Linked DNA regions of Homo sapiens: region 2 is linked to region 1. The links are chromatin contacts, found by POLR2A ChIA-PET in ENCODE. All regions are on one chromosome and are shown on one strand. The core of a region is the stretch at or near the end of the contact, and the rest is flanking DNA. Distances in the headings are between cores, read along the strand shown.

Evidence for each region. ChIA-PET counts read pairs that join two places held with the same protein, here RNA polymerase II (POLR2A).
Region 2: POLR2A ChIA-PET joins it to region 1 with 14 read pairs in OCI-LY7. The contact joins the promoter of MAP4 here to the enhancer-like site in region 1. POLR2A ChIA-PET finds 5 or more read pairs at or near these places in 4 of 52 experiments (CD8-positive, alpha-beta memory T cell, OCI-LY7, activated CD4-positive, alpha-beta T cell and 1 more).

Annotation. Positions count from the first base shown.
Region 1 is chr3:47,763,771-47,768,750 of GRCh38, forward strand. All of the region lies in intron 2 of SMARCC1 (SWI/SNF related BAF chromatin remodeling complex subunit C1), which reads right to left. Among named protein-coding and RNA genes, the nearest start is that of SMARCC1, 16 kb to the right of the region's middle. Within about 2 kb of position 3,106, at least 2 of the 41 ENCODE cell types and tissues checked have a DNase peak (open chromatin) inside an H3K27ac peak, as active enhancers do.
Region 2 is chr3:48,013,706-48,018,562 of GRCh38, forward strand. MAP4 (microtubule associated protein 4) reads right to left here and starts at 2,711. Exons shown (of 21, transcript NM_001385682.1): 1 at 2,629-2,711.

The DNA of each region.
Region 1 (4,980 bases), core at 1,856-4,355:
TGCAGTGGCATGATTATAGCCCACTGCAGCCTCAACCTCCTGGGCTCAAGAGATCCTCCTACCTCAGCCTCCCAAAGTAGCTGGGACCACAGGCATGCACCACCACACCAAGCTAATTTTTTTTTATTTTTTGTAGACGGCTCTCACCATGTTGTCCAGGCTGGTCTCAAACTCCTGGGCTCAAGGACTCCTCTAGCCTCAGCCACCCAAAATGCTAAGATTATAAGCATGAACCACTGCACCCAGCCTTTCTCTTTAGGAAAAAAAAAAGAGAAAGAGATATTGATGGGATTTCGCTCTATCACTCAGGCTAGAGTGCAGCAGTAGTACTACTGTAACTCATGGCAGCCTCTAACTCCTGGGATCAAGTGATCCTCCTGGGTCAGCTCCCAAGTAGTTGGGACCACAATCACACACCACCATGCACGACTAATTTTTAGTTTTTCTGATAAATAGGGTCTCAATATGTTGCTCAAGCTGGTCTCAAACTCCTTGCCTCATGTGACCCTCCTACTTCAGTCTCCCAAGTAGTCTGGATTACAGGCATGAGCCAGTGTGCCCAGCTAAATATGTACTGTTCACTGTACATTGGCCATACTTCAGCAAAGCTGTAGGACACATTACAGGGAGAGAGAGAAAGATGAAAAAAGTAAAAATATAGAAAAAATAAATAAATGAAACATCAATCAAATAAATAAGTACAATGTCAGTGAACTCAGGTTTCTACCTACGAATCCACATGGTACGGAGTACAAACCTGCACTGAAGTTGATCATATAGCTTTCCAGAGCCTTGCCCACCACCTGGTCCAGCATGCCCTCTGCCTGGAATACTAGTCCATGTCTCCAGCACAGCAGCCCATATTCTGCAGCCTACTGAGCTCTATCTAACTGGTCATGCTACATCATGTAGGCTCACTGCCCTTGCACATGAATTATAAAGGCCAGAAGCTAGCTAACTAGATTTTTCAGATTTAACTATTCTTCTACAGTAATTTGTTTTATCCACACGTATGTGGCTGAGCAGTTCAGTTAGACTATTTGTTTTCTCCATGTTGGCAAATTATTTCCTACATGGCCCCCAAGTTACAAGAATATCTATGAGTTCATTAGTACAAAATTCAAAAACAAGCAAAACATAATACTATATTATTCAGGGATGCACACTAACACAGTGATACCTATAAAGAAAAGCAAGGAGGCCAGGCGCGGTGGCTCACGCCTGTAATCCCAGCACTTTGGGAGGCTGAGGCAGGCAGACCACCTGAGGTCGGGAGTTCAAGACCAGCCTGAACAACATGGAGAAACCCTGTCTCTACCAAAAATGCAAAATTAGCCGGGCGTGGTGGCGCATGCCTGTAATCCCAGCTAGTCAGGAGGCTGAAGCAAGAGAACCGCTTGAACTCGGGAGGCAGAGGTTGCAGTAAGCCGAGATCGTGCCATTGCACGCCAGCCTGAGCAACAAGAGAGAAACTCTGTCTCAAAAACAAAAACATACAAAAAAAAAAACGGCAAGGAAAAGATTATCTGTGGGGAAAAAGAGGAGTTTATGGTTGGGGAAGGAACACATACGTTTGTTAGGGTTGTTAGCAATTTCTGACCTGGACTGTGGTTAAATGGATGTTCTCTTTATAATTATTTAAGTCAAAATTTATTTTACTCACTTTCTATATATTTTACAATAGGAAGTTGTTTAAAAAAAAAAAGAAAGAAACTAAACCATTATTCCACAAGTAAATTTCCTACACTATTTTGCTTAAACAGGTGCTCATATTCCACTTTCATCAGACAGAGTTCTAAGCTACAAACTCAAATGCTCACTTCAAATATATATACAACACTTACGGTCTCCTTCCTAGTCCCATGTTCCCAAAGATAGTCTCTCCATTCTGAAATTCATACAACAGCAGAGTGAAATCAGTTCAGGAATATAATATTCTACATTTTTCCTCCAGTTGCAAATTAATTTTTTTTTTTTTTTGAGATGGAGTCTCACTCTGTCGCCCAGGCTGGAGTACAGTGGCATGATCTTGGCTCACTGCAACCTCCGCCTCCTGGGGGCTAGCAGTTCTCCTGCCTCAGCCTCCCGAGCAGCTGGGATTACAGGCGCCTGCCACCACACCCGGGTAATTTTTGTATTTGTAGTAGAGACAGGGTTTCACCATGTTGGCCAGGCTGGTTTCGAACTCCTGACCTCAGGTGATCCACCTACCTCAGCCTCCCAAAGTGCTGGGATTACAGGCGTGAGCCACTGCCCCCAGCCTAAATGATTTTTTTAAGTGCAATGACAGGTTTACAATTTTGGGCATAAGGGTACATGTTCTCAAGATCTCCTGGAGCTGTGTCACGTAAAAAAGAAAACAAAATCTTGGATATCTCCCAAACACAATTAAAATCCAGTTACTTGAGACTCTCACTTAACCTTCTATATTTCTTACTCTCAGAGCTTTCCTGTTTTTTTAAACACAGATGCTTATAATCCATTTTAAAATGCAGAATAAAAAAACAGCTCTAGGCCGGGCACTGTGGCTCATGTCTGTAAACCCAGGACTTTGGGGGGCCAAGGCGGAAAGACTGCCTGAGCCCAGGAGTTCGAGAACAGTCTGGGCAACAGGGCAAAACCCTGTCTCTACAAAAAAAAAAAACAAAAATTAGCAGGGTGTAGTGGTGCATGCTTGTCCCAACTACTCAGGAGGGTGAGGTGGGAGGATCTACCTGAGTCTGGAAAGTCATGGTCGAATATGCAGTGAGTTGAGATCATGCCACTGCACTCCAGCCTGAGTGACAGAGTGAGAGAGACCCTGTCTCAAAAAAAGAAAAACAGCTCTATCCTATTATTACAATTATGTTTACATTATGTATGCACACGTACTAAAGCCTTGGAGGGCTTGTGGGAAAATTAGAAACTTTACTTGTAGTGAAGGTAAAATATATTTTTCTTTTTTGTTTTATACCCACATCTTCTTAGCAATTTTTTTTGTTTCAAATCATGTGTTTGGTAATGCAATATACCTTTAGCCTTAGCCTTATGAAATGCTTGGTTCTTTCTAAATCTCTCAGCATTTGATAGAACAAGAGCCAGCTGTCCGACATCCAGCATGACTTGGGAAGTTACTATATAAAGTTCCACTCTAGCTGGGCATGGTGGCTCACGCCTGTAATCCCAGCACTTTGGGAAGCCGAGGCATGCGGATCACGAGGTCAGATCAAGACCATCCTGGCTAACACAGTGAAACCCTGTCTCTACTAAAATACAAAACAAAATTAGCCGGGCGTGGTGGCGGGCACCTGTTGTCCCAGCTACTTGGGAGGCTGAGGCAGGAGAATCGCCTGAACCCAGGAGGCGGAAGTTGCAGTGAGCCGAGATCACACCACTGCACTCCAGCCTGGGCAACAGAGCATGATTCTGTCTCCAAAAAGAAAAAAAAAAAAAAAAAAAAAGGTTCCACTCTGATTTTTTTCTTTTCCTTTTTCTCTTTTTTTTTTTGAGATGGAGTTTCGCTCTTGTTGCCCAGGCTGGAGTGCAATGGGCACAATCTCGGCTCACTATAAACTCCACCTCCCGGGTTCAAGTGATTCTCCTGCCTCGGCCTCCTGAGTAGCTGGGATTACAGGCATGTACCACCACACTCGGCTAATTTTTTATTTTTAGTAGACATGGAGTTTCTCCATGTTGGTCAGGCTGGTCTCGAACTCTCAACCTGAGGTGATCCACCCACTTCAGCCTCCCAAAGTGCTGGGATTACAAGGTGTGAGCCACCGCACCCAGCCTCCACTCTGATTTAAAAAAAAAAAAAAAAAGTCCAAATAGTGAACTCGGCCGGGTGCGGTGGCTCACGCCTGTAATCCCAGCACCTTGGGAGGCCGAGGCGGGTGGATCACAAGTTCAGGAGTTCGAGACCAGCTTGGCCAACATGGAGAAACCCCGTCTATACTAAAAATACAAAAATTAGCTGGGCGTGGTGGTGGGCGCCTGTAATCCCAGGTCCTCGGGAGGCTGAGGCAGGAGAATAGTTTGAACCCGGGAGGCAGAGGTTGCAGTGAGCCAAGACTGCGCCATTGCACTCCAGCCTGGACAACGACAACAACAACAAAAAAACAGTGAACTCTTTTTTTTTTTTTAAGACAGAGTCTCAGCTCACTGCAATCTCTGTCTGCCAGGCTCAAGTGATCCTCCCACCTCAGCCTCCCAAGTAGCTGGGCCTACAAGCGTGCAGGCACCACCACACCCAGATAATTTTTCTTGTATTTCTTTGTAGAGACGGGGCCTATGTTGCCCAGGCTAGTTTCAAACTCCTGGGCTCAAGAGTTTTGACCACCTTGGCCTCCCAAAGTGCTGAGATTACAGGTGTGAGCCATGCCCAGCATAAACTCTTATACCATACTGATTACTCAGGGAAAAAACTTTTTAAAGTATGTGATTTATATGTCTCACTGAAACATTCTTTGCTTTGTTAATTATCTATCTCATCGAATTTTGTTTTATACCATTATGGATTGTATCAATCCCTTTCATCTGGGAAAGTGTTGAACACCATTTTGAGAGGAAGGCAAGTACATCGGTTCCCAGTGGCACTAAACCAGGAATTGTTTTTAATTACGGCTTCTGCCTAAAAATATTCTTCCCTAATATTTTAAAATCTGGAACTAAATAATGGTTTAGTTCCCAGGAGTCAAATAGCCTACATATAACACTCTCTGAAAACACCATTTTTGAAAAGATTCATACATTCCTAATTAAGAATCCCAATATAATTTCAATCGTATTATGTAAAATACTTTATATAATGTAATCTGTAATTTTACTCTAAATTATGTTACAATTAATAAAGTGCAATCAATATGTACTATATTATAGTGAATTAAACTATTGAAAACCTCAATCAATAGCTAATTTGATAATTCTAGCCCAGTTCATAATGTAAGAGAACAGGAAATGAATACTTTAGCTGTAAAGGAACATGGAACTTTCAAATTTTTC
Region 2 (4,857 bases), core at 1,461-3,960, 250 kb after region 1:
TATTAAAAAAAAAAAAAAAAGCTTTTTGGCAAAGGGAGGGACTGAAAACAAATTCACCACTGCATGGTGCCCTGCTTGAGCCAATCTGACTGGAGCTTAAGAAACTCCACCCAGTTCTGGCTAACATCAAAGGAGACTCAACACCACTCTGCCAGAAAATAAGCCCTGTATTATCTAACCAGGCACTAAGGGAACACACAGTTTTCAAGCACAGCACTTTGTATATCTGATCTTTCATTCTGATGACATGCCTGAAGTGAAACTATTAGTGAGCCGGGTTTTTTAAAATAGGTAAACTAAGGCAAGAGGCAACTACATGGCATGATGATAAAATACTCTCTTGACTACAATCTCACTATTAAGAGCTAGGTGCTCATAAACAGGAAATAAGGATATATGATGAGGCCACAGTACTTTGTTGTATGCTTTACTTTGGATAGTTCACAAACTCTGGAATTAATTACTGTACTAAAAATATTTTACAGGTCTATACAGATTAAACAGTGTTAATATCTAACTTAATTACACAGAAGTTCTGAAGAACCTTTTAAGCTCCATGAAGTCCTCCTGAAAATTTTAGGTCATTCGCATCTAGAGCCACTCACTCGGGGTCTGTGCTCATTCTGTCTGATGAGAAATTGGCAATCTGGTTTACCAATGGCCTGTTGCTGTCTCTGTCCTCTTCTATTCACCCCTTGAAAGGTGCTACTATGGGAGCTAAAATGCAGGGAAAAAACTCATGAAAAGCTAGAACAGAGCTTGGGCAAAATGGCAAAACCCCATCTCTACAAAAACATGTAAAAATTAGCCAGGCATGGTGGCACATGCCTGTAGTCCCTGCTACTCAGGAGGCTGAGGTGGGAGGACTGATTGAGCCCAGGAGGTTGAGGCTGCAGTGAGCCACTATTGCACCACTGCACTCCGGCGTGGGCAACAGAGTGAAACCCTGACTCAAAAAAAAAAAGCAAGAACAGAAGCCTGATTCCCACCATCATACTCACTTTTCCTAACCACTGTGTTAGGAAACCTTCATTTTACTGTGTCACATTAGCCAAATTTCTACCGACATTCATTTGCAGTAGCCAGCATTCTCTTTTTAAAAGTATAGAATCCTATTTCTTAATTTAAAAGTGGGTAAGAAAATGTACATCCCTGGAAAGACCATTGTTCATCCCAGAGATGGTTCTATTGAAGATGTCTGAGTTCTTGGTTCTGGTGTGAAAAAGGAAGAAAAATATTATGGCAACATGGGAACTTTCAGGGAATAAAGCAGATATAGATATGGTATCAAAGTAGGGAAAGGGTATACAGGCCCAGGAGCCCTAGGAGGCAAAAGAAAGGGAGTTAATACCATGCCAAAGACAAGCTTGCTATCTTTCAAAATATCGCCTCCTGTCAGTTTCAGCAGAAAGAAATAAACTTTCTTCTCAGTGACCTAGGCTACTTTGAGGCAAATCATTTTGAGTTCCAAACAACCCATTTAATAAACTTTAAATAATTATTACTAAAGGTAGGATACTGCTTATAATGCTCACTTATATTTTCTCTATAACTGATAGCCTGTCCTTTTTGGGTGGGTGGGGGCGGGGGCGGTTATGGACAAGACAAGGAACCATAAAGATATCTGGGTTAATGTTTTCTTTTATACGTTTGTTTTTGCATGACATTTAAATGACAGAGAATTCTAAAGCCAACACTAAGCTGCTATCCTAGGACATTAGTGAGAATGCTGTGGCCAAAATATAGTGCTCATTCCTCAGGCTTGAAAGGAACCCCACGTCGCCAGTGTGGGAGATCATTTATAATCTTGATGGATACAGGTATAGCCTGCTTCATAATAATTTAATATTCAACATCAGATTTTTTTTTAGTATGCCTAGCAGGTTTTTAGTTACTAATTAACTTTATTACCCAGATTTGTTTCTTACTGAACTTCTTTCAGAGGCCTGTTATACATCAAGCTGAACTTTGTCTGGCAGCTGTGCTGTTTTTAATTTATTTAACCACAAAACCTTGATTTATACTTTCAAGCAAAATGATATTTTACTTAAAAATAAATCTTTAGCAAGGATGTCTACAGGAATCAACTACCAACTTACACAGTTCACAGACACATATGATTCCTCAGACAAATCTGAATTTCTCCTGCTTCTCCTCCAAACCAGACTTGCAGATAGCAACAGACAACTGAGGAAGATCTTGACTATCCTGAGCAATAAACTACAACCCCCCTGAAGAATATATTAACTGTCCACCCCTAGGTTCCTCCCTACACAGTTCAAGGACAACAGCTGTGCTATTACAAACTGATGGAATTTCCAGGCTTGACAGGGTTCTGTTCGTAACCACCATTTGTCCTGTTCATCATAGGATTAGCAACAGCAGAGAGCCCTTGATTACTAGAATAGCTGAGGCCATCACACAGCTACATTCCTACATGAAAGAACACACTGATATAGGTTTAAAGAAGTTATATTTTACTTTCATGTAGTTACCAGAGTCCCCCCCACCCCCCATTTAAGGGAGCCCTGTTCTCTGGATATAAAAATACTGTATACACTTGCACACACATACTCACATACATAAAACCTTGCATCACAAAGTTAAAAGGCTACCTTGCTTACTTACAGGAACTATCCAGGCAGCTTGTGTTCAGTCCTGACTAAATGCATTTTGGATCAGGCACCTGCCTTCAACATTTCTGTCCAAATGAATTTCAATCTATTTCTCCAGGAAGAACACACCAGATACCTCCCACTGTTAGCCATGTGATACAGGCAGCATGATGTCTGAAGTCTGGTTACGGTTATGTAGGCCAAAATAAGAAATGACAATGACACAGCACTTACATTTCTGATATCACCAACCTTAAGAATGAATCTTCCATTTTATCTAAATTTTTTAAATGAGTAAAACTTTAAAAGATTCTTAATACCTAACCCCTCAAAATTTTGAAAAAGGAGCATTTTTTTTAAACTTTACATTTATCCCACTTCCTTCCTCTAACACAGGAAAACATTCAGAGTTAATCTATACCAATCCAAAAATTATTTCTAACCACATTCTAAAGGCATTTTTTTTTTTTTTGAGACAGGGTCTTGGCCTGTTGCCCAGGCTGGAGAATGCAGTGGCATGATCTCAGCTCACTACAACCTCCGCCTCCTGGGTTCAAGTGATTCTCCTAACTCAGCCTCCTGAGTAGCTGCGATTGCAGGCATGCACACCACCATGCCTGGCTAATTTTTGTATCTTCAGTAGAGACGAGGTTTCATCATGTTGGCCAGACTGGTCTCAAACTCCTGGCCTCAAGTGATCCACCCATCTTGGCCTCCCAAAGTGCTGGGATTACAGGCATGAGCCACCATGCCTGGCTCTAAAGGCTTACACCAGTTGAACTGATCTAGGATCCAATCCCCTCACTTTAATAGATGGAAAAAAAAATGAGAAATGGAAAAAACAAGTCACTTACAAATGAGGCTGAGACAAAGGATCGGCGAAAAGAGCCACAGAACACCAAAAACAGAAGCAGAGCGTGACAAAATAAGCAAAACCTTACAGTTTTGTAGTTTCTGCTTTTATCTAACACAATGACTTCGCTGTACTTCATATACCTTTTGAATTATACCTGCTTATACATACCTTTACCTACCTACTACTTATACCTACCTATCTTTTCTTCTGCAAGGAGGGAGGCAGGCAGGAAGAATCCTGAACATCAGGAAAACATTCCACCTGATCTTTAAAGGGACCCCAATGCCTAGATGTCTTTTTCTTTTTTCTTTTTTTTTTTTTTTGTAAATCCAAACTCTTACGTGTAATATCAAGGCTGACTGACAAGACTCAGTCCTATCACCCACCATAATCATCAGCAGCTTTCCATGTAGGGTCTCCCTACAATTTAGTCACATGGGACCATCTACCATCTTACATTATCACTGTACACCCTATGCTCATTTGCTCTCCAAACTTGAAGTTATCTTCTCTCCCTCCTCATTTGTGAAAGTCTTGAAATCAAGGTCCACATAAATTGTCTTACCACCTTTTCTGTGACTGCTTTTTAGAATCTTTCTCCCAGTAGTATTCAGAACTAATACATCATCTGTACTTGTAACAGTAGAGTCTGATCTATACTGTAGTTCAGTGGTCCCCAAACCTTTTGGCACCAGGGACAGGTTTCGTGGAAAACAATTTTTCCACAGATAGCAGGAGGGGTGAGAGGGAGGAGATGGTTTCGGGATGAAACTCTTCCACCTCCGATCATCAGTCATTAGATTCTCACAGGAGCATGCAACCTAGATCCATCGCATGTGCAGTTCACAATAGGGTTTGCGCTCCTATGATAATCTAAAACCACTGCTGATCTGACAGAAGGCAGAACTCAGGCACACTTATCGCAAAGTTAATGTAATGCTGTTCACCTGCTGCTCACCTCCTGCCGTGCAGCCCAGTTCCTAACTGGCCATGGACTGGTACCAATCTACAGACCGAGGGTTGGGGACCCCCCACTGTAGTTAGTTGTATATACCAGCTCCTGTAAACTGCTGGGTCCCAGAAGAGAGGACCACATCAAAGTGATGTGCACACCTTCTCTGTTCCTAGTAGACTACAGAGGAGACAGGCCAAAATGATAAAAACCAACAAAACAAGGGGCTAAAAACACATTTCTAAAATGACACGATGAAAGTTATTAGAAATTGAATCTAATTTGAAATTAATCAGAAGTTCCAAAATTACAAAAACTCTTCACAACTAGAAAAAGAATAAACAGATTCAAGGCTGAAAGGTTATCACCAATTACAAATATTCACCTTGGCTAGGTGTGGTGGCTCATGCTTGTAATCCCAGCACTCAGCACTT